Regions from separate parts of the Homo sapiens genome. Here region 2 is linked to region 1. Evidence: chromatin loops called from intact Hi-C (ENCODE). Cell type or tissue: thyroid gland. All regions are shown on one strand. Links, peaks and the distances in the headings refer to the core of each region. The heading gives the core; the rest is flanking DNA.

Region 1 (9,708 bases), core at 817-8,816:
CATAGCCAGGATCCACAGGTCCAGAAATGGAAGGGGTGGAAGGGGTGGAAATGGGAGTGGCACCACTCACTATTCCCCCTAGTGACCCATTGGAAACATTTTTGCTTTCTGTTCCCACGACTTTATGATCTGCAGGCCTGGAGGTCTTAGTTCCAGAGGGAGGAGTGCTTCCGGAGACACAACAATGATTCCATTGAACTGGAAGTTAAGACTACCACCCAGCCACTTTGGGATCCTCATGCCTCTGAATCAAAAAGCTAAGAAGGGAGTTATGATGTTGGCTGGAGTAACTGATTCAAAATACTAGGGAGAAATTGGACTACTATTCCACAATGGAGATAAAGAAGTGTATGTCTGCCAGGAACGGTGGCTCACACCTGAAATCCCAGAACTTTGGGAGGCCGAGGCGAGCAGATCATTTGAGGTTAGGAGTTCGAGACCAGCTTGACCTACATACTGAAACCCCGTCTGTACTAAAATACAAAAATTAGCCGGGCATAGTGGTGGGTGCCTGTAATCCCAGCTACTCGGGAGGCTGAGGCAGGAGAATTGCTTGAACCCAGGAGGCAGAGGTTGCAGCAAGCCGAGATCACACCCATGCACTCCAGCCTGGGCGACACAGTGAGACTGCGTCTCAAAAAAAAAACCAAAAAAAAAACCCAGAAGTGTATGTCTGAAATACAGGAGATCCCTTAGGATGTCTCTTAGTATTACCATGTCCTGTGATTAAGGTCAATGAGAAATTACAACAACTCAATCTGAGTAAGTCTGTGAATGGCCCAGACTCTTCAGAAATGTAGGTTTGGGTCACCTGCCACATAAAGAACCACAATCAACTGAGGTTCTTGTTGAAGGTAAAGGAAATATAGAATGGGTGGTAAAGGAAGGTAGTTATAAATACCAGCTATGATCACGTGACCAGTTACAGAACCAAGCACTGCAACTGTGATGAGTATTTCCTCCCTGTTTTGTTAAGAATATGTTGTGCGTCTATGTACATATATTAATATCTTTGTTTTCATTCTTCTCTTATGTCTTTATCATGTAACACATTTATTGACTTTATATCAGTATTTACAAGATTTATTGACTTTATGTCAGTATTTAAGTATTGTTAATTTTATATCATAGTATTTAAGTTATGGGATATCAGCAGAAGAGTAAACATCACCCAAGGACTTTACCTTCTCTTCTGGGGAAGGGACTGGTATGTTTTCTGTTGTACACAGAACAGGTGCATTATATTAGGTAGAATTATCACTTTGCTATTGTCTTTATTTGGAGATTAAGTGTGATACAAAGAGATGTGTAATGGCTGCCAAGTTGAAAGGTGAGAACGTGTGATGGTTAATTTTAAGTGTCAACTTGACTGGATTAAGGAATACGTAGAGAACTGGCAAAGCATTATTTTGGGGTGTGGCCTTAAGGGTGCCTCCAAAGGAGACTGATGTGTGAGTCTGGGTGGACTAAGTAGAAAAGACCCGCCCCCACTAATGCGGGGACAGGGGGGTGTGGGGGGTAGTGTCCAATCGCTTGGGAGCCTAGATAGAACCGTGGGTAGGTCACTCACTCTCCTGGAACTGGGATACATGCTTCTTCTCCGGCCTTCGGACATCAGGTTCTCCAGCCTTTGGCCTTTGGACGCTAGGACTTACACCAGCAGCCCCCGGATTCTCAGTTCTTCAGATTTGGACTGAGCCATGCTAGTGGCATCCCAGGGTCTCCAGCTTGCAGACAGCCTGCCATGGGATTTCTCAGCTTTCATAATTGTATGAGCCAATTCCCCTAATAAATCTCCTCTCTTCTCTTTCTCTTTCTCCATCTCTTTCTCTGTCTCCCTCTAGATATATCCTATTGGTTTTGTCTCTCCAGAAAACTAATACACACACACACACACACACACACACACACACACTCATAGAGATATGAAAGTGTAGTTTCATATCTTAACTTGGCACTAAGCATTTGTACCACTTGCATATGTGCTGTGGCTTTTGTCATTTCTGACAACCTGATGGCCATTCTGCTATGGCTTTAAAACTACTTTGTCCAGGCTGGGACTGCACAATAGGGGCCCTTTTATCAAGTCCTTATCATTGTGTAGAGAAGGCTATTTTGGGAGGATATAAAGGGATATAAAGTAGAAGGGGGTTGTGCTAAATGTTCATTCAGGCTTTCTGGCAATACAAAAATTATGGAGAACTTCATGGCTGCAAGACAGAAAGAAAACAGTCTATGAGGTGACTGTGTCATCCCCTGGCAGGAAGAAAAGTTCTAAAGTTCTTGAGGAAAGTTGGTTGGATGACAAGAGTAAAACAGGTTACAATGGCATACTTTTCTATAAGCCAAATTCATATGATATCGTCCATAGAGGGGGTTTAATGCAAACCATTATGAAAGCATTTTATTTCTCAAGCACTTCCTGTGGGCTAGGCCCTCTCCTGGGCACCAGGGATGATGTGGCAAATAATATAGATAATTATTCCGGCCAGGGTCGGTGGCTTATGCCTATAATCCCAGCACTTTGGGAGGCTTAGGTGTGCGGATCACTGGAGCCCAGGAGTTCGAGACCAGCCTGGCTAACACCGCAAGACCTCATCTCTACAAATAATATAAAATATAAGCCAGGCATGGTGGCACACACCTGTGGTCCCAACTACTAGAGAGGCTGAGGTGGGAAGATTGCTTGAGCCCGGGAGGCAGAGGTTGTGGTGAGCCGTGATTACAGCCCTGCACTCCAGACTGCGGGACAGAACAAGACCCTGTCTTAAACAAACAAACATGATATCCCTATCTCATAGAGACTACTTTCTAGTTGGGTAAATCAACAATAAACCCAGAAAAAGTCACATAATAAAACTAATATGCAGATAATTGAAATAGAGTGAATGACAAAGAAAGGTCAGCTGCTGGCTACTTTTGGTCCACTGCGTCACTGTGATTTTTTTTTTTTTTTTTTTTTTTTTGAGATGGAGTCTCACTCTGTCACCCAGGCTGGAGTGCAGTGATGTGATCTCGGCTCACTGCGGCCTCTGCCTCCTGCGTTCAAGCAACTCTCCTGCCTCAGCCTCCCAAGTAGCTGGGACTACAGGCGCGCACCACCACGCCCAGCTAATTTTTGTATATATTTTTTTTAAGTAGGGACGGGGTTTCACCATGTTGGCCAGAATGGTCTTGATCTCCTGACCTCGTGATCTGCCCGCCTCAGCCTCCCAAAGTTCTGATATTACAGGCGTGAGCTACTGCTCCCGGCCTGTAAGTGATATTTACTGGGAGATCCGAATGACAAGAAGGAGCCAGCCATGTGAGCCTGAGGAGGAAAGCATTCCAGGTGAAGGGCACAGCAAAGACAAAGTCCCTCGGGCAGACACTAGCTTGGCCTGCAAAGGGAACAGAGAGCACCACAGTGGTACAAACCTGGAGGGAGGGAGAAGGTAGGAGGAGAGGTCAGAGGGGCAGGCAGCGACCTGATTAGAGAATGTTAGGCAGGTGAGAGACACAAATTGTGCTGCCTGGCCTTCAGGGAACTCAAGGTCCAGAGAAACACCTGAGATTTAAATAACTAAGCACACAAATTCCTGACCGAAGGATCCAATGCCGGGGGTGGGGGGTGGGGGTGGGGTGGGGACAGGTTCTTCTAAAGGATCAGCTGGGTGTGGGACATTATTATAGGAAACCATGCCAGGAGAGTAGTTCTGGGCCTCCAGAAGTTCCTTCTGGGTTTATTTTTTTTCCCAGACATCATAGAACTGTACAAAATCAGAGCTGCAGAAGACTTTCCAGCACATTCCTCACTTGAAAAACTAGATAATCTAAATGATCAAACGTGCCCAAGGCTGTACTTTAATGACATTAAGGCATAGCGGGGCCTGAGGAAAATCAGAAATGTCTATAAGCTCACCTTTGCTTTTGGGAACGTGCAGTTCCATTTTACAAAATATAGACCACACCCTCCCTGAGTACAGCAACGCTGCCCATCATGACATCCTTGTTAGATTCAGGGCTTAAGACAGTGCCTGTCAAGAACCCATTCACATTAATGGGTACAAAGTACAGCTAGATAGATGGAATAAGTTCTAGCATTCGATATGGCAGTAGGGAAATCAGAGTTAACAATAAGTTATTGTATATTGCCAAACAGTTAAAAGGGAAGAATTAGCATGTTCTCAACACAAAGAAAAAATAAATGTTTGAGATGACGGATATCCCAATTATCCTAATTTCATCATTACACATTGTATACATGTTTCAAAATACCATGTTACCCCAAAATATGTTCATCAACTTATATCAATACAATAAATCAGTAAATGAAAGAGGTGCACCACAGAGATCTGAATGATTAAAACTAACAGAGGCTAGGTTCAGCTGGATCTTGTTCCTCTTCTCATTCCTGCAGGATAAGCTTATTGACCTAGAAAAAGCACGATAAGTATGACTGGCCTCTGATCTTCTTTCAATGACTCCACCCTCTCAATAGGTCTATATTTGCCTTCTGTTGTTTCCTCGAGCAAGTAAAAACTTTCTTGAGTTAGTTTTGGTTTGCTCTCCACTTTTTTCACACTAAACTTCAGTCTTTGCTGCAAACACTTGGTAAACAAGTCTTTATTCAGTAATCATGGCATTTCGTTTCTTGATACAGCACATTCAGGAGCACTGTCTGTGAGGGAGACTGAATGGAGGAGGGGGAGGTTGGATTATCATTCAGGCCTTTCACGGAATTCCTGTCACATAGGCCTCGCCTTGGCCCAGCAGATTAAGTGGCCCATGCTGTGCAAGTGCCTTACTCACAGCCCATAATTACTTGATGTATTGTTTTGATTTGTTGGAACCCTTTGCACTGTGCGACAGTGTTGTTTGTACTTGTGATGTGCGTAGGGTGGGGCTGGCAAATATACACAGATCATATTTTCTACTTAAAACTCCAACATGAGAGAGGCGCTTACTAAATTCTTTATTTCCTTTTTTTTTTTTTTAGACGGAGTCTCGCTGTGTTGCCCGGGCTGGAGTGCAGTGGCATAATCCCAGCTCACTGCAACCTCTGCCTTCCAGGTTCAAGTGATTTCTGGCTAATTTTTGTATTTTTAGTAGAGACGGGGTTTCACCATGTTGGCCTGCTGGTTTCGAACTCCTGACCTCAAGTGACCCACCCACCTTGGCCTCCCAAAGTGCTAGGATTACAGGCATAAACCATCACACCTGGCCTATTTCCATTATTTTTCACAACTTATATGAGGCAGGTATAACTCTCCCCGCTATACAGCTGACAAGATTAAGGGTTAGAGAATACCTTGTCTAAAATCTCACAGGTATGGCTAGGCACAGTGGCTCACACTTGTAATCCCAGCACTTTGGGAGGCTGAGGAGGACAGATCACTTGAGCTCAGGAGTTTGAGATCAGCCTGACCAACATGGTAAAACCCTGTCTCTACTAAAAATACAAAAATTAGTCGGGCGTGGTGGCAGGTGCCTGTAATCCCAGCTACTTGAGAGTCTGAGGCATGAGAATCACTTGAACCTGGGAGGCGGAGGTTGCAGTAAGCCAAGATTGCGCCACTGCACTTCAGCCTGGGTGATGAAGTGAGACTCCATATCAAAACAAAACAAAACAAAAAAAACTCACAGGTAGCAAGCCTCAGTTGTCGCCAACTAGACTGACATCCCCATAACTGGTTTTTCCATTGCTGGTTACTATTACATGTATCTTTTGTTGTTACAACTGGCACACAGAGTTTACAGGAAACAGTCCTTAAGTCCTTAGGGGTGGCCCGAGCTTCTGTTGCCTCCTTCTAGATTGATTATAGGCTCAGAAATGGGAGAGACTTGGGCCGGGCATGGTGGCTTATGCCTGTAATCCCAGCACTTTGGGAGGCTGAGGCAGGTGGATCACTTGAGGTCAGGAATCCGAGACCAGTCTGATCAACATGGTGAATCCCCATCTCTACTAAAAGTACTCAAATTAACTGGGAGTAGTGGCACGTGCCTGTAATCCCAGCTACTCAGGAGGCTGAGGCGGGAGAATTGCTTGAACCAGGGAAGCAGAGGGTGCAGTGAGCTGAGATCACGCCACTGCACTCCAGTCTGGGCGACAGAGTAAGACTCCTCCGTCTCAAAAAAAGAAAAAGAAAGAAAGAAAACAAACGGGAGAGACTTGGAGAGAGATTTATACTGAGCAAATCAAAGCTTTCAGGTTTCACTTTAGTTTGACAAAAGATGTCCACCAGAAATCCAGACTCCTTATTTACTATTGGCCCTTTGTAAATAAAGTGGGGGTGAAAGAGAGCCCTTTATATTGCCTTCGTGTCAGTTACACCTTTAATATGTGTGTCTTAGGAAGGATTCTGGCTGCTGGACTTGTGGGGGAAGTAGATGCCCACGTAGTTTTACCTTGGAGAGAATGGAGAGGAGGCCGACCAGGCCAGATATTGCGGGAGGCCTCTCACCCCAAAGCTCTCAGACCTGTTTCTTGTTTGAATGCTTGACATTTTATCATTGCAAATTAAATTTTTTGAGTTGACAAGTGGCCTTTTAAAATGCAAATGCCTAACAGTAAAGGCATGCCAAAAATATAAGGCCAGAGTCCTTTTTTTTTTTTTTTTGAGATAGGATCTCACTTTGTTGCCCCGGCGAGAGTGCAGTGGCAAGATCTTGGCTCACTGAAACCTCCAACACCCTGGGCTCAAGCGATTCTCCCACCTTAGCCTCCCATGTAGCTGGGACTACAGGCGTGCCACCATGTATGGATAATTTTTGTATTTTTTGTAGAGACAGGGTCTCACTATGTTGCCCAGGCTGGTCTCAAACTCCTGAGCTCAAGTGATCCTCCTGCTTCAACCTCCCAAAGTGCTGGGATTAGAGGTGTGAGCCCCTGCACCTGGCCACCACAGTCCTCTTGAGTTTACCAATAGTATTAAATATTGACTTACAAATTTTTCCAATTTACTCTTCTGTCCAGACCAATGTATCATTTTTCATAATCTTATGTAAAGTTCTGTGGACACCATTTTCCAGGTCAATCCTGAGAACCAAAAATAAAGTTGTCACATACATACAATTCCTTACCTATCATATTGCATTCTAGCTGATGTTTTGTTTTTTTAATCATTGATTGGATTATACTAAATCAGACATTGACAACATTGCCAAGATGGAGATGGGTAAGTTTTCAGCCTGAGAAAGATCTGTTTGTTTCTTGCTATGTAGATTCTCATTCCTCAGGTGAGGCGCAGTGGCTTATACTTATAATCCCAGCACTTTGGGAAGCTGAGGCAGGAGGATCATTTGAGCCCAGGAGTTTGAGACCAGCCTGGGCAACACAGTGAGACCATGTGTCTACAAAAGATAAAAACATTAACCAGGCATGGTGGCATGTGCCTGTGGTCCCAGCTACTCAGGAGTCCGAGGTGGGAGGATTACTTGAACCCAGGAGGTTGAGGCTGCAGTGAGCTGTGACTGTACCACTGTACTCTAGCCTGGACAACAGAGTGAAACTCTATGTCAAAAACAAAAACAAACAAACAAAAAAAGCTTCTCATTCCTCCCATGTCAAGTATTCCCACTGGCTTCTCTTTAATTTATCCCCTGAATGACATAAAAAATTTACTACCAAATCTTGTTCCTACCCTCCCGTCAATTTTCCTATGGGCTCACTTTTTAGAAGGAATGGGTGTAGAATATTATCACCTCTGTCTTGGAAAAAATATAAACCCTGCGATAAATGAAATAATTAGTTTTGTGGGTTTTAATAACTTTTAACACTATGATTAGAGATAGTGTTCTCTTAGTTATCTACTGTATCACATCTTTTTGCATGTCAAATTTGACAATTATGAATATGGAAGGTAATAATTACTATACAACCTGTGTCTATAAATAGACATTTAAATAACCACCATTGCCAGTGACTTGTCTATAATAGCTATAATGAATAAACTCATTTGTCATCATCATTTTCTGTAAAAAAAAAAAAAAAAAAAGACATGCCTTTGCTGACAACCTTCAACAAAAACTGATCCATTCAGTTTCTCTCTAGAGTAATAATTATGTTTTCTATAATTATAATAATTATGTTTTCTGGTATTTCTATGAGCTTTTTTGAGGGTGTTCCAGGGAAAGGTTTCTGTGAGCATCAAACAATGAATCAAAAAGTATGGGAACTTAAACTCTTCATAGGATTGTTCTAAAATTGATGGTACTTTGAACAATATGAAACAATTATATTGCCTTGTTATCAATGGAAGATAACATACCCGGGGAATCATGACAATTACAGCTGATACATTTAAGAAGTGTCTTAAGAGTGAATATGGTTAAGTCCTTATAAAAAATATTTTTCAAAATATTTTCTCTAATATGTTGAGAAATATCAATAATTTATAAGCCTTTTAAAATTAAATGGAAAAAGTCATATCTTTGTGAAGCTCTCAGGTTTTAGCATTTATAGTCCATCAGACTATAGAGTGACAAATAAAGAAATAAAAAAATAAAATAGAAGAGTGAAAAAATTTTTTCTGAAGCATTAAAATGCACATGCACTGGGAAACGTTTAGTTTCAGTGCAAACTTTTCATCCTGGTCAGTCATTCCTACTTGAGGGTTTTGACTGCAGTTTTCCCAGCACCGAGACATAAATGTGAGACAATTCGCTTGGAGGAGTGGGGAGGTAATTAGCCTATCTCCTATCAAGCCGTCTATATTTTCTATGACTGCACAAGGTGTTGTAGAGAAATTCCCTGGACCAATAGAACCTCAGGAGACAAGTGGGGGAAGCCGCGTATACGCGTATATGGAGCAAGTTCTCCCAGAGAACTCGATCGCCCTCTAGGTTGCATTTACAAACAGTTCGGGAGGCTACTCGGACCACTTCGCCACCAGGGAGTATGAGGAAAGGGGCCGGATTCCTCCCAGTAGGAGGACTATCTGGACCAAAGAAAGAGGCTGGCGACAGGAAGGAAGAACAGATCAAGAGTTTGAATAGCAGCTACAGGGCAACCTAATGCCTGTGCAGTGTTAACAGGCGCGCGTCACACACAGCTCCCCCGTCTCCCCCTCCCCTCAAGCACCCCTCCGCCGTGTGTCACCTTCCTGTTCGGAAGTCTTAGTAGGTTGCTGGGACAGAACAGGGGGCGCCTGCTCCACCCATCACGTATCCGGTTGGAAGAAAAGCCAGTCTCAACAACTTGATTCTCTCGGTTAAATGATAAGTTTAGCCGACCATCCGTCTCCAAGTGCTGAACATTAGGGTAGGGGAGGAAGGAGCACATCAGACGTTCCCTTTCTTTTCCAACCACAAATCATACGGTTGCATCTATTCTCTATTCCGCGTAGAACCCTCCGACCTGAATGCCACGTTCCTCCCGGAATGCATGCCACAGAGCCTCTGAGAAAATAAATCCTGTGCATGTGTTTTGAATTTTTTCCGGACTGATTTGTGAGGATAATCAGTTAAGTTACATTTCTTGTGTGCGTGCTGGGGGTGTAATAAAGCTAGGACACTGATGACTGTAATTTTCTGAGTGATGTCGCAATGGGGAGAATAAATGGCCCAGTGTTGAACTTTGCAGCTTGCTCCCTTCCTGTACTTAAATTGCCTTGATATAAAGTGGGGTTCATAACAGAACAGGGATAGCCGTCTCTGGCTCGTGCTCTCATGTCATCTCAGAGTTCCAGCTTATCAGAGGCATGTAGCAGGGAGGCTTATTCCAGCCAT
Region 2 (9,708 bases), core at 17-8,016, 86 kb before region 1:
CTCTTTCGATGGTCAACATTAAATTTCTTTCTGTCCCAACCACATAATGCCAGGCAAATAGTTGTTGAACCTTTGTGAAAGCTTTTAAATGCTGCAGAGTATATGCAAATGAAGTAAGCACAGAGAAATGTCTATTGGATTTGACAATGAGGTTTATTGGCATCTTTGTGCAAGCTTCATTTTATGAAATGAGACTTTTGTTATTATGTTCTTCGCTTTAGTCCTTGCAAATATTAAGCAATCCATAAATACCATTTAATGAACAAATTGCCATTTAATGAGCAAATGGGTTGAGGAGAAAATGTGAGATGAGGAAATGGAGATTATTTTTTCATGAAGCTCGGCTAAGAGAGAAGAGTTGGGTGGTGGTGAAAGGTGGCTGCGGGAAAAAGGAAGAGTTTGTGGGTGTAAAGAGGATGTTTTGCTTGCAGTCTGTTCGCTAGCTTTTAGAGATATTGCAAGAACAAGGTGTTTAATATGCTGAGAGACAGTAGCCTAGAGAGAGAGAGACAGTTAAAAAAACAACAACAACACTGGAATGAGGCCAGGCGCAGTGGCTCACGCCTGTAATCCCAGCACTCTGGGAGGCCAAGGTGGGCAGATAACCTGAGGTCAGAAGTTTGAGACCAGCCTGGTCAACATGGTGAAACCCCATCTCTACTAAAAATACAAAAAAAAAAAAAAAAAATTAGCTGGTCATGGTGGTGCACACTTGTGATCCCAGTTACTCAGGAGACTGAGGCAGGAGAATTCCTTGAACCCAGGAACGGGAGGTTGCGGTGAGCTGAGATCATACTACTGCACTCCAGCCTGGGCAACAGAGCAAGAGTCCGTCTCAAGAAAAAAAAAAAAAAGGCTGGGCACGGTGGCTCATGCCTGTAATCCCAGCACTTTGGGAGGTCGAGGCAGGCAGATTGCCTGAGGTCAGGAGTTCGAGACCAGCCTGGTCAACATGGTGAAACCCTGTCTCTACTAAAAATACAAAACTCAGCTGGGTGTGGTGGTGTGTGCCTGTAGTCCTAGTTACTCGGGAGGCTGAGGCAGGAGAATTGCTTGAACCTGGGAGGTGGAGGTTGCAGTGAGCCAAGATCGCATCACTGCACTCCAGCCTAGGCAACAGAGCAAGACTCCATCTCAAAAAAACAAACAAACAGAAAAACACTGGAATGAGAACTTACATGAATACAAAGAAGGAAACAACAGATACTGGGGTCTACTGGAGGGTGAAGAGTGGGAGGAGGGAGAAGAGCACAAAAGATAACTATTGGGTACTAGGCTTAATTCCTGGGTGATGAAATAATCTGTACAACAAATCCCGGTGTCATGAGCTTACCTGTGTAACAAACCTTCACATGTACCCTTGAACCTAAAATAAACAAACAAAAAAAACACTGGAAAAGGGGATTTCTTGGAGGAAAGAGGGGAGGAAGTTGTTTCCAAAGCTCAGTGGATTTTGACGGACAGGATAGCCAGGTTCTTCTCCACTGATTACACCAGCATTTCTATTTTCCCTGAGCCTTAATTTCCAAAAGCAAATAACATACACTGTCCCGTAGAGATAGTACCTAAAATAATTTTCCTACTTTCTCTTTTTAAAACAATTTTTTATATCTAAAAAAAGTACATATCGAGGAAAGACAAATTCAAACGAAAAGAATGAGTCCCACAATTTTTTTTTTTTTTTGAGACAGTTTCACTCTGCAGACTGGAGTCTAGTGGTGCAATCTCGGCTCACTGCAACCTCCGCCACCTAGGTTCAAGTGATTCTCCTGCCTCAGTCTCCCAAGTAGCTGGAATTACAGGCATGTGCCCCCGCGCCCGACTAATTTTTGTATTTTTAGTAGAGATGGAGTTTCACTATATGTTGGCCAGACTGGTCTCAAACTCCTGACCTTAGGTGATCTGCCTGCCTCGGCCTCCCAAAGCACTGGGACGACAGGCATGAGCCACCGCACCTGGCAGAGTCCCACAATTTAAAGAAATGAGAAAAACTTCACCTGTATTTCCAAAGAAAAACGTACGTTGATGAATTCCTGCACTTTATCTATTTAACACTTGGCAGTGTAGGGTGGGGTGGGGTGGGACAGGGTGGGGTGGATTCCTCAATGGGGAGGATGAGGAGGGAGACTTTATACTTACTGAGCTAGAAGAACAGGCAAGCACTGTCCTCTGAAGAGACGGAGCTGGGGTGCTGCCTGCTGTGAGCAGCAACATTAAATAGGGTACATGGACGCATTGCGTCTCCGTTTTCCCACTTCCCCAGAGTCCTCCCCACCACTCCATCCTCCGGACTAGGCCTGGAGACACAGGTTGGCCCCTGAGAATCTAGAAGAGGATGCAACTAGGTCAAGGTGAGAGGAAAGGACTGGGAGATCCCAAGGACAACAGCATAGAAGGTCAGGGAATTCTAAAAGTCACTCCATCTTCTCAGGGTGCCTGCTCCAGGATAGGTCTTGCGTGTTAAAGAGAAATATTTAAATAGAAAATCTGTATTACCTTGATGGAGGATGTTAGCAAAACTTGTTGAGATCTATAAGTAAATATTAAAAGCAATCAAGAGATTCCTATTTTTATTACCTAGTTTGTTTGTAAGCCCATACACTAGCCTCTGGAATTTTTTTTTTTCCTAAGGCCTAAGAAGCTATTCTCATGCTTATGATCCAGTTGGAAAGGTGACATAGGCTTAATATCAAGACCAGTTAGCATAAAAGTCCTGTTGTTTTATACAAGCAATAAACACTACAAACACTAGAGAAAAGACAGTAATAGGCCTGGTGCGGTGGCTCACGCCTGTAATCCCAACAGGCTTGGGATTGGGAGGCCAAGGTGGATGGATCACCTGAGGTCAGGAGTTCGAGATCAGCCTGACGAACATGGAGAAACCCTGTCTCTACTAAAAATACAAAACTAGCTGGATGTGGTGACACACGTCTGTAATCCCAGCTACTCGGGAGGCTGAAGCAGGAGAATTGCTTGAACCCGGGAGGCGGAGGTTGCAGTGAGCTGAGATCGCGCCATTGCGCTCCAGCCTGGTCAACAAAAGTACAACTCCGTCTCAAAAAAAAAAAAGAGAGAGAGAAAAGACAGATACATGATGATGACATATAGCTGGGGTGAAGATATCTGATTAATATTACTGAATATTACAGCACTGTTATATTTTAGGAGACATGCTATGAAGCAGCTTCAGGCTCCAGTATCAGTGTGAGATGAATTTGCTTCCAGGAGCCTTCTCCTAAATTACACTCATGCCGTAACTAACCTGCTAGCATGCACCCTCTGGGAGAGGCATAGGCATGCAGGTCTCTTACTTTCTCTCTCTCTTTTTTTTTTTTTTTGAGACAGAGTCTCACTCTTTCATCCAGGCTGGAGTGCAGTGGCACGATCTTGGCTCACTGCCACCTCCGGCTCCTGGGTTCAAGGGATTCTCCTGCCTCAGCCTCCCTAGTAGCTGGGATTACAGGTGGACGCCACCATGGTGGCTAATTTTTGTGTTTTCAGTAGAAACGGGGTTTCACCATGTTGGCCAGCCTGGTCTTTAACACCTGGCCTCAAATGATCCACCTGCCTCGGCCTCCACCTCACCTGGCCTCCCTTTTTATAATCTATTGACCTATCCAAGTAATTTCACTAGAAAACTGGGCTGACTCTCTCGAAATTGAAAGTTATTGAGGCGTCAAGTAAGCAAAGTCAGTTCTCTATAATTAAAAAAAAAAAATGCCTGTTTGGAAATTACAGAAGGCAACTTCAAGCTCTCTTGGCTTTTTAAGAGAGTCAGCTCTTCCCCCTAAAAGGACGGGGGCCAATGAGAGTAGGTGTTGCCACCTGAGTTCACACCTAAGTACCTAAACTCTCTATAATTTTCCTGTATCGGTTGATATCATTATCAGCTAAACTATTTTAAATTAATAGTAATATCTGTTTGCTCTTAGATAATAGGAAAAAACCACAAGTGGAAAATCCCTAGAAGCCAGCCAATCTCTTTAATCACATCTGGCAATTTTCTAGACTGAGGGATTGCTTTTGGATGGCTTTTTTTTTTTTTTTTTCCAAGTAAAGACATTAATAAAACCAAGGTGGACTGGATTTAGCAAAGAATTTGGTTGAATATTTTGTTTACCCACTGTTCACTCAGTTTCTGTCTAGTTAAATGAAGGGCCTTACTGGTTCACCCCGGTATCTGTAGAGGTAGTTGCTTCTAAAAGTCTGGTGTGGTTTGGAGAACAGTCTCCTATAAACCCCAAGTGAGGGAATTTTTTTTTTTTTTTTTTTTGAGACAGAGTCTCGCTCTGTCGCCCAGGCTGGAGTGCAGTGGCGCGATCTCAGCTCACTGCAAGCTCCGCCTCCCGGGTTCACGCCATTCTCCTGCCTCAGCCTCCCGAGTAGCTGGGACTACAGGCACCCTCCACTACGCCCGGCAATTTTTTTTGTATTTTTAGTAGAGACGGGGTTTCACCGTGTTAGCCAGGATGGTCTCGATCTACTGACCTCGTGATCCGCCCGCCTCCTCCCAAAGTACTGGGATTACAGGCATGAGCCACAGCGCCCGGCCTGGGAATTCTTGATTTATTCAGGATAAAGAGGATGTCTCACCCCGTCTATGTTTGTTTACAATGCGCTTCACAAACAGTTGTGTAGCTCTGAATAAAACTAGGGCCCAGGTGGCCCAGGAGGCCCAGGAGCCCAGGCTGCCGCTGGCATCCGGGCATTCGTGTTTCTCGCACACACAGCTGCTGCAGCTCTCCTCCAGCCATTGTTATGAAGGGCTCCCAAAGCCACTCACAGTCAGCTACTCCCTCCAGTAAAGCAATCCGCAGCCTGAGGAAACACAATGGGCCAGTTGTAGCTTGAATTCCCCGAGGGGCCGTGGGAGGATTTCTCTACTCAGCAGTTTTGAAGGGCACCTTGCCTAACTCCTGTGCATTCACTGGGTCGGTCCAGCCACTCTCTCAAGAGCAAGCAAACATCGTAAACTCTGTCCTTAATTGGGCCTGTAAAAATCACTTGTGAGGCTTCAAAGCTGGTGAAAAGTGTCAAGGAGTCATAAAGAAGGGACACGTTGAAGCCAGTATAAGGACTAAGCCAATGGAGACAAAACCTTTTTAAGACAAAGCATGCAGTAAAATTCAGCAACAGTCCGGTTAGAAATGTGTTGCTGGATTCATTTTTGTAAGTAACACTTTTTCTCTGATGCTTCTGGAGAAAGGGAGTATTTCTCCATATCCCTTGCTACATTCTGTGTGGACAGAGAGGGAGTATCCGATAGTATCCTGGCTCATACTGTTTAAAATTGAGCCCTCCACCCGCAATGATCCTGATCATTCATATGCTTTATTTTCCTTCTTACTTATAGTTTACTTATTTTATTAAATAAATAGTATGTCCCTTTAATAATTTTATTCTGGCCAGGTGTAATGGCTCATGTCTGTAATCCCAGAGCTTTGGGATGCCAAGGCAGGAGGATCACTTGAGACCAGGAGTTCAAGACCAGCCTGGGCAACATAATGAGACACCGTCTCTCCAAAAAATAAATAGCCGAACGTGGTGGCGCGCATCTGTAGTCCCAGGTAACTGGGAGGCTGAGGCGAGAGGATAGCTTGAGCCTAGGAGCTCTTGGTTGAAGTGAGCTATGATCGTGCCACAGCCCTCCAACAAAGGGAATAGAGTGAGACTGTATCTCTGTAAAAAAAACCAACCAAACAAACAGAAAAGTCACTATGAACATATTCAGACTGTAACATATTAAAAAAAAGAAAAAGAAAATATAAAAATAAAAAACAAAAAGAAATAAAAATAACATGAAAAAAGAATATTTAAAAAAAATTTTATTTTGTTGGCCATAACTCAAGCTCTAGAGTGCGGGTGTTCAGGGAGTCAGGGGAGATATACATTTCAAGATACAAAGATTCTTAGTCCAGGCATACAACTTACAAATATATTTGAATAGATTTATCATCTGTTTAAATCCTGTTCACAGTAACCCTAAAGTTAAATCTACTTGGCAAAAGAGACATTGAAAGTAAGCCAGAGTAAAAAGATTGATTTTAAACTACAACGTTGGAGACAAAGCAAGAACAGTTACCAGACTTCAAGCCCAAAACTATCTGAATAAGAATAATAAAAAACATTATCCATCTCTAATGAAATTGAACACTTTTTAGACTGATCAAAAACACATTTAGTACTAACATTAAGAAGATACATTCTATTGGAGTCTCAAACTTTTAAAGTTTCATTTAGACTTCCATTAATGAATCAGCGAAACATTCTTAATATACCTACTAACATGCTTAAGGGGCCCTATAGTGACAGAAATATTTAAGGAAACCCAAAATTTTAACTTTAGGATAGTAAACTCAAAAAGATATTTTATTTTTTTTGAGACAGAGTCTCCTTCTTTCACCCAGGCTGGAATGCAGTGCCATGATCTCAGGCTCACTGCAACCTCTGCCTCCGAGGTTCAAGCCGTTCTTCTGCTTCAGCCTCTGGAGCAGCTGGGGTTACGGGTGTGCACCACCACGCCCAGCTAATTTTTGTATTTTTAGGAGAGTCAGGGTTTCACCATGTTGGTCAGGCTGGTCTTGAACTCCTGAGATCAGGTGATCCACACGCCTCAGCCTCCCAAACCCAAAGTGCTGGGATTACAGGTGTGAGCCACCACAACCGGCCTCACAAAGATATTTTAAATGGCTATTGAAAAGAGTACATATAGGCCAGGTGCAGTTGCTCACGCCTGTATTACCAGCCCTTTGGGAGGCTGAGGTGGGTGGATCACCCGAGATCAGGAGTTCAAGACCGGCCTGGCCAACATAGCAAAACCCCGTCTCTACTAAAAATACAAAAATTAGCTGGGCGTGGGGGCACGGTGCCTGTAATTCCAGCCACTCAGGAGGCTGAGGGAGGAGAATCACTTGAACCAGGGAGGAGGAGGCTGCAGTGAGCTGAGATCGCGCCACTGCACTCCAGCCTGGGTGACAATCAGAGACTCCATCTTAATAAATATAAATAAATGAATAAAGAAATAAATAAATAAAGCAATTAAAAGACACTTGTGGCTGGATGTGGTAGCTCACGCCTGTAATCCCAGCATTTTGGGAGGCTGAGCTGGGAGGGGAACACTTGAGCCCAGGAGTTCTAACCAGCTTGGCTTGACCAACATGGTGAGACTCTATTTTTTAAAGAAATGTATATATATATATACATTTATGATTCTGATAAAATATTATTCTTTTAAAAGTTAAAGTACGAAGAGTTGTAAAAACAGATAAAACACCCATGATACTAACAATAAACACAGCAGTTTCTATTTTGCCTCTTAACTCTCCTACTTTATGTCTATAGTGTTTCTGTGTATATATATATGTATATATATATATGTATATATATAAAATATATATGTATATGTATATATGTATATGTATAAATATATATGTATATATATAAAATATATATGTGTATATAAAATATATATGTATATATAAAATATATATGTGTATATATATATTTTTTTTGTTTGTTTGTTTGTTTGTTTTTTGAGACAGAGTTTTCACTCTTGTTGCCCAGGCTGGAGTGCAATGGCATGATCTTGGTTCACCACAACCTCCACCTCCAGGGGTCAAGCGATTCTCCTGCCTCAGCCTCCTGAGTAGCTGGGATTACAGGTGCCCAACACTACACCCAGCTAATTTTTGTGTTTTTTGTAGAGATGGGGTTTTGTCATGTTGACCAGGCTGGTCTTGAACTCCTGGGCTCAGGTGATCTGCCTGCCTCGACCTCCCAAAGTGCTGGGATTACAGGCGTGAGCCACTGCACCCGGCCTATAGTTAGTACATATGTTTTTACATTTGTGATTATAGCAATTAAACAGTTTTGTATTTGGCTTTTCTCATATAATTATGTTCTAAATATTTTTCATATTTTCACAGTCTTCATAATACTTAATTTTAGTGATAGCAAAATATTCTATCAAGTAATATAATAAATTGCTTAAACATTATTGCTATTGCAATTTTAGTTTATCCTCAGTGTTTTTTAAAAAGTTAATTGCAGGCTGGGCATGGTGGCTCACACTTGTAATCCCAACACTTTGGGAAGCCAAAGTGGGAGGATCGCCTAAGGCCAGGAGTTTAAGACCAGTCTGGGCAATATAGCAAGACCCTGTCTCTACAAAACAATTTAAAAATAATTAGCCAGTCATGGTGGTGCACGCCTGTAGTCCCAGCTACTTGGGAGGGCTGAGGTGGGAGGATCGCTTGAGCCTAGGAGGTTAAGGCTGCAGTGAGCTGTCATCGTGCCAATGCACTCCAATCTGGGGAACAAAACAAGACCCTTTAACAACAACAACAACAAAAATAATAATAATAATAATTGTAGCATCACTAACTAAAATTCAGTACTGTGATTTTACTTCTTTGTCCTTTTGCTATAGGCTAATTTCACTAATTGGTTGAATATAAAAGAATCCTCAGGAGTTTTGAAGAGCATGAAAGTGAAATAGTAAATCAAAATAAATTTCAAGCACCAGTGACCATAAGTCTTAACAACACTTCAGTGCTTCTTAGAAAATTGCATGCTCATGGCCAGGCGCAGTGGCTCAAGCCTGTAATACCAGCACTATGGGAGGCCAAGGTGGGCGGATCATGAGGTCAGGAGATCGAGACCATCCTGGCTAACACGATGAAACCCGGTCTCTACTAAAAATACAAAAAATTAGCCAGGCATGGTGGCAGGTGCCTGTAGTCCCAGCTACTCGGGAGGCTGAGGCAGGAGAATGGCGTGAACCCAGGAGGCAGAGCTTGCAGTGAGCTGAGATCGCGCCACTGTACTCCAGCCAGGGGCAACAGAGCGAGACTCTGTCTCAAAAAAAAAAAAAAAGAAAGAAAAGAAAATTGCATGTTTATAAACTCTGGATTCAAGGTGCCTGGATCCCGCCTTTACTCCATAACAACACTGTGCCCTGGGGAAATTTGCTTCACATCTCTATGCGTTTGTTTTTCCATCTGTATAATGGGATTGAAAATAGTACCTTTCTTATAAAACTTTTCTGAGGACTAATTAATTAATTTTTTATTCTTCATTTACTTATTTATTTTCTTTTGTAGAGATGGGGTTTTGCTATGTTGGCTAGGCTGGTCCCAAAATCCTGGCCTCAAGTGACCTGCCTGCCTTAGCCTCCCAAAGTTTAAAGTGCTGGGATTACAGGTGTGAGCCACCTCACCCTGCCTGTTCTGAGGATTAAAAACTATACACATCAAACACTTTAAAAAGTGCCTTGATTTTTGAAATGCTGTATAAATACCATGCCTGTTAATATTAGAATAGCTTTATACTTCTTTCTGTATCTTATAGGGATTTTACAAGCAAGCAAGACAAGTGGTGAGTTTTAGAACTTTAAAAACAAACTTGAGCTAATTTCTTAGCCAGAAGCAATTTCTTTTATAATCAAAGTTGTGCAGTAGTATATATGGGCCGGATTCAGTGGCTCATGCCTGTAATCCCAACACTTTGGGAGGCGGGAGGATCACTTGAGCCCAGGAGTTTGATACCAGCCTGCGCAACTTAGTGAGACCTCATCTCTACAAAAAAAAAAAAAAATTAGTAGTGTGATGGTGCGAGCCTGTGGTCTCAGCTACTCCAGAGGCTGAGGTGAGAGGATTGCTTGAGCCCAGCAGTTCAAGACTGCAGTGAGCCATGATTAGGCCACTGCAT

The links. Peaks named below come from ENCODE experiments on the same cell type or tissue, not always from the same donor. Only the 100,000 strongest peaks of a DNase experiment are listed, where the experiment ranks them.
Region 2: it touches region 1 in a loop (2.7-fold over the local background); 10 of 110 quality-filtered maps call a loop at or near these places.

The regions. Positions count from the first base shown.
Region 1 is chr6:134,177,763-134,187,470 of GRCh38, reverse strand. The region is part of intron 3 of SGK1 (serum/glucocorticoid regulated kinase 1); the gene reads left to right. Among named protein-coding and RNA genes, the nearest start is that of SLC2A12, 130 kb to the right of the region's middle. In thyroid gland, for the core only: a CTCF peak has its summit at 8,816; a DNase peak (open chromatin) is centred at 5,540; H3K4me3 peaks cover 430 bases; H3K27ac peaks cover 2,145 bases.
Region 2 is chr6:134,263,288-134,272,995 of GRCh38, reverse strand. All of the region lies in intron 1 of SGK1 (serum/glucocorticoid regulated kinase 1), which reads left to right. Among named protein-coding and RNA genes, the nearest start is that of SGK1, 50 kb to the left of the region's middle. In thyroid gland, for the core only: no CTCF peak of the experiment used is centred there; DNase peaks (open chromatin) are centred at 3,465, 3,795 and 4,875; H3K27ac peaks cover 4,742 bases.